Linked DNA regions of Homo sapiens: region 1 is linked to region 2. A link is a loop called in an ENCODE intact Hi-C map of the cell type or tissue named here. Cell type or tissue: psoas muscle. All regions are shown on one strand.

Region 1 (2,500 bases), 110 kb after region 2:
TTCATCACAGCCCTCCATTCTCCATCCATTCTCTACGGAGCGGGGAAGCCTTGCCTTTCAGGCCAGGGCAAATCCAGGGACTTGCTTTCACAAGCGTTGTGGCATCTTTATTTATTTATTTATTTATTTTTATTTTATTTTATTTTGAGACGTAGTCTGACTGTCACCCAGACCCGAGTACAGTGGCATGATCTCAGCTCACTGCAACCTCTGCCTCCAGGGCTCAAGTGATTCTCCTGCCTCAGCCTCCCGAGTAGCTGGGATTACAGGCACCTGCCACCATGCTTGGCTAATTTTTGTATTTGTTGTGGCTTCTTAAAAGAGTGATTCCCACACATCAGTCATTCACAGACCATCTTCTCAATTTTGCTCTTACTCTATACTATTACATTTGATATTTTTCTTTGTTTTTCTTGAGACAGACTCTCACTCTGTCACCCACGCTGGAGTGCAGTGGCACGATCTCGGCTCACTGCAACCTCCACCTCTAGGGTAAGCAATTCTCCTGCCTCAGCCTTCTGAGTAGTTGGGACTACAGGCACCCGCCACCATGCCCGGCCAATTTTTATATTTTTAGTAGAGGCGGGGTTTCACTATGTCGGCCAGGCTGGTCTCAAACTCTTGACCTCAGGTGATCCACCCACCTCGGCTCCCCCAGAGTGCTGAGATTATAAGCATGAGCCACTGCGCCTGGCCACATTTGATATTTTTCTTAAATCAGCTCGTTGTATTGTCCAGGCTGGTCCTGAACTTCTGGGCTCCATTGAGTAGCTGGGACTACAGGCATGCACTACTGTACCCAGCTTCAGACTTTTTTTTTTTTTTTAAGGCAAATTTGTTGAAAAGGAAACCGTGTCACCTGCATCAATAGGAAACTGTAGTAGAATTGCATCATTTCCAATAAATTTAAGGTAACTGCAAAAATAAACACAATAAAAGTAAACCACCGACCAGCGATGGTGGCTCACGCCTGTAATCCCAGCACTTTGGGACGCTGAGGCAGTAGGATCACTTGAGGTCAGGAGTTCGAGATCAGCCTGGCCAACACAATGAAACCTCGTCTCTATTAAAAATACAAAAACTAGCCAGGTATGGTGATGGGTGTCTGTAATCCCAGGTACTTGGGAGGGTAAGACAGGAGAATCACTTGAACCCAGGAGGCAGAGGCTGCAGTGAGCCGAGATTGCACCCCTGCACTCCAGCCTGGGCGACAGAGTGAGACTCTGTCTCAAAATAGAAAAGAAAAAAAAAAGTAAACCACCTTACTCGGTCCTCCTAAGTCAAGCCCATGAGCTGGAAGCCTGTACTAGGGAGAAGAGCAGGTATTTGAGATGTTCAAGTCCTATTAGCACCAAATGGAAACTTTCTCCTTGATACAATGATAGAACTGAAGAAGGAATCCCTTTCCTGAGTCACGGTTCTGCAGCATGTAGTATCTTCACCACATGGCGTTAACACCACCTAGTGGTAGCAGGTCCACCCTGGGGAAAGACTGGTTCTGGCTAAAGCACTCTTGACCCCCGTCTGGGCTGAGCACTGTCTAGAGAAAACCCCTGGACTGGCTCCCAGCCTGAAGGGGTGCTGTGACTCAAGGTGAGCCTCCCGAGCAGCAGCCTCCAGCCTCCCCCATCTCTAGGCGTCCCCCAAGAGCCATCTTTATAAAGTGCTGCTTTTCATATGTTGTGGTCACTCCCCCACTCAAAGACCTCCATGGCTCCCCAGTACTTCTTGGGAAAAGTCCATGGCTGTCATTGCTCAGTGGTGTGATCTTGGCCCACTGTACTCGCTGCCTCCCAGGTTCAAATGATTCTCCTGCCTCAGTCTCCCAAGTAGCTGGGATTACAGGTGCGTGCCACCACACCTGGCTAATTTTTGTATTTTTAGTACTGATGAGGTTTCACCATGTTGGCCAGGCTGGTCTTGAACTCCTGACCTCAGGCGATCCTCCTGCCTCAGCCTCCCAAAGTGCTGGGATTATAGGTGTGAGCCACCGCACCCAGCCAAGGCCTCTGAGACTCTGAGCCAACTGCCTCCTACAGCCTTTTCTGTGCTATTCCTGATCTGCTTGATTCCATCTTACCCAACTCCCCTCTTCCCACAGAGCCCTTGCACCCCTCTCTGCTTAACACTCAGCTCAGATCCTCAGTGTCTTCACGCCCCAGCCACCTCCTAAAATTTCTCTAGCACAGGAGTGGCAAATACATGGAAAGGACTTCCAGCCCAGGTGTCTGGATCCAAAGCTGGCACTGTAGGTAAAAACCCCATGCTGGCAAAATTATCTCAGGAGCTGGGCACAGTGGCACACACCTACAGTCCCAACTACTCAGGAAGCTGAGGTGGGAGGATGGCTTGAGCCCAGGAGTTTGAGGCTGCAGTGAGCTGTGATTGTGTCAGTGCACTCCAGCCTGGTTGATACATCGAGACCCTGTCTAAAAAAAAAAAAAAAAAAAAAAAAATCCCCCTTGACAATCACTCATAACATATTGTGTACACAATTTTG
Region 2 (2,500 bases):
TCTCACTCTGTCACCCAGGCTGGAGTGCAGTACTGTAATCACAGCTCTCTGCAGCCTCGACCTCTCAGGCTCAAGCAGTCCTCCCACCTCAGCCTCCTGAGTAGCTGGGACTACAGGCACACATCACCACGTCTGGCTAATTTTTGTACTTTTTTGTAGAGATAGGGTCTCACTATGTTGCCCAGGCTGGTCTCAAACTCCTAGGCTCAAGGGATCCTCCTGCCCCAGCCTCCCAAACTGCTGGGATTACAGGCGCGAGTCACTGCATCTGGCCTAAGAACTCCTTTTTTATATGTAACCATATGGTTTCATGACTGTACATACATTTGTTCAAACACATTGAATTCTATACTTAAAGTGGGCTAATTTTATTTTATGTAAATTATACCTCACTGAGGCTAATTTTTTTAAAAATGTAATCACAATACTATGATCACATCTAAAAATATAATTTTTTCATATCATCAAATATCTGTTAATTGTTCACATTTCAAATCATCCCATTAAATATGATCAGTGGCTGATTCTGTGGTTGGTTGTGGTTTGGGGTTTTTCACGGTTTGAATCAGGATGCAAATCAGATCCGTGCATTTTGATTGGCTGAGGGGTCTTTTAACTCTGCCTCCATCTGTACGTTCTTGAAAGGGGAACTTTGAAATGGATGACAGGAAGAGAGCCAAGAGGAAAAGTTCCTACAGAGAACAGCAGCCAGGACCACCTCGAGGGAGAAATGCACTTTGGGGTGCCGCGGATGCAGACAGAAGGGGTTTGGGGCAGGAGGTGAGGGTAGGGGGTGAGGGCGGAGATGTGGACAAGGGTGCCAGCAGGGGGTTCCCGCCCACGGAGAGGAGTTTGGTTGTTATTCAAATTCTACCTGCAATGGAAAGCCATTGGGAGGTGGTGGTGGAGGTGGTGGTGGTGTTGGTGGTGGTCGTGGTGTTTTGAAAGGGAGTCTCGCTCTTGCCCAGGCTGGAGTGCAGTGGTGCAATCTCTGCTCACTGCACCCTCTGCCTCCCGGGTTCAAGCGATTCTCCTGCCTCAGCCTCCCGAGTAACTGGGACCACAGGCACACGTCACCACGCCTGATTAATTTTTTGTATTTTTTGTAGAGACGGGGTTTCACCATGTTGGCTGGTCTCAAACTCCTGAGCTCAAGTGATCTGCCCACCTCGGCCTCCCGAAGTGCTGGGACTACATCCGTGAGCCACCGCGCTCAGCCCTTTGAGAGGTTTGAAGCCGAGGAGCTGTGTGTGAATGGACCAGTGGGTAAGGACGAAAAGAAGAGATGGAGGAAATGAGAGGGAGGAAAAATAGTAGAGAAAAAAAAAGGAAAAAATACAGCCAGCTCCTCTTGTCCCAGGCAGAAAAGCACTGGGCCGGTCCCCACCATTCCATTATTGGCCGCTAGGGGGGGCGCTGCAACTTCCCCTGCCCACTCACAAACCTAACCTTCTTGTCCACCCTTAAGTCATGGCTGGGGTTCCAAGATCAGAGAGATCAGGGTCTCTTGGCCCTGAGTTTGACCCCACGCCCTTGTCAGAATAGCCTTGAGAATCCTCAGGGCCCCCTCGGGCAGGGCACAGCCTGAGCCACCTCTTCCCAGTCCCACCCAGGGCACCTCTCAGCTTCGGGCATCAGGGGAAAGAAGCCCATGGGTCATCACTGATCCCCAAATGCCGCATACCCCAGCCTAGGCCTCAGCTCAACCCTGGACCCCAAGAGCACAGGCTTTGGGGTCGACCAGAAGCAAAAGTTAGAAACCAGCTCCGACTTCCTGGCTGTGTGACCCAAACAAGTGTCACAACCTCTCTGTGCCTGTTTCCCCTTCTCTAAAATGGGGATAAAAACAGTCCCCAACTCACAGGTTGTGGTGTAAGTTAATAAGAATAACATTGGCCAGGTGCAGTGGCTCATGCCTATAATCCCAGCACTTTGGGAGGCTGAGGCGGGTGGATCCCTTGAGGTCAGGAGTTCAAGACCAGCGTGGCCAACATGGTGAAACCCCGTCTCTACTAAAAATACAAAAATTAGCCGGGTGTGGTGGTGCACACCTGTAGTCCCAGCTACTTGGGAGGCTGAGGTGGGAGAATTGCTTGAACCTGGGAGGTGGAGATTGCAGTGAGCCAAGATCTCACCACTGTTCTCCAGCCTGGGCAACAGAGTGAGACTGTCTTTAAAAAAAAAAAAAGAGAGAGAGAGAGAATAACATCTGTCATTTGTTGAGTCCCTATTATGTGCCAGTCATCAGCTGAGTCCTCTGGAGACGTTATCTCACTGATACCTTGTGTCATGCTTTGAGCATGGTGACCTGCTTACCCTTACTTTAGCATGTTTACAGGGCACCTACAAGATGCAGGCCCTGACCTAGCAACAGGGGATACCACTGTGGACAAGATAGACATCAACCTTGGAGCTGAATTATAGCCTGATGAGATGGGCACTTAACAAATAACTGCATAGACAAACAAAATAATCAGAAATGTTGAAAACTTCTAAGAGG

The links. Hi-C counts contacts between places; a loop is a spot of excess contacts. Peaks named below come from ENCODE experiments on the same cell type or tissue, not always from the same donor. Only the 100,000 strongest peaks of a DNase experiment are listed, where the experiment ranks them.
Region 1: it touches region 2 in a loop (12-fold over the local background); 78 of 110 quality-filtered maps call a loop at or near these places.

What each region holds. Positions count from the first base shown.
Region 1 is chr12:113,311,654-113,314,153 of GRCh38, reverse strand. All of the region lies in intron 11 of SLC8B1 (solute carrier family 8 member B1), which reads left to right. Among named protein-coding and RNA genes, the nearest start is that of MIR6762, 21 kb to the right of the region's middle. In psoas muscle, a CTCF peak has its summit at 1,478 (motif pointing left); a DNase peak (open chromatin) is centred at 1,493; H3K27ac peaks cover 268 bases.
Region 2 is chr12:113,424,430-113,426,929 of GRCh38, reverse strand. All of the region lies in intron 1 of SDSL (serine dehydratase like), which reads right to left. Among named protein-coding and RNA genes, the nearest start is that of SDSL, 3.3 kb to the right of the region's middle. In psoas muscle, a CTCF peak has its summit at 1,408 (motif pointing right); a DNase peak (open chromatin) is centred at 1,419.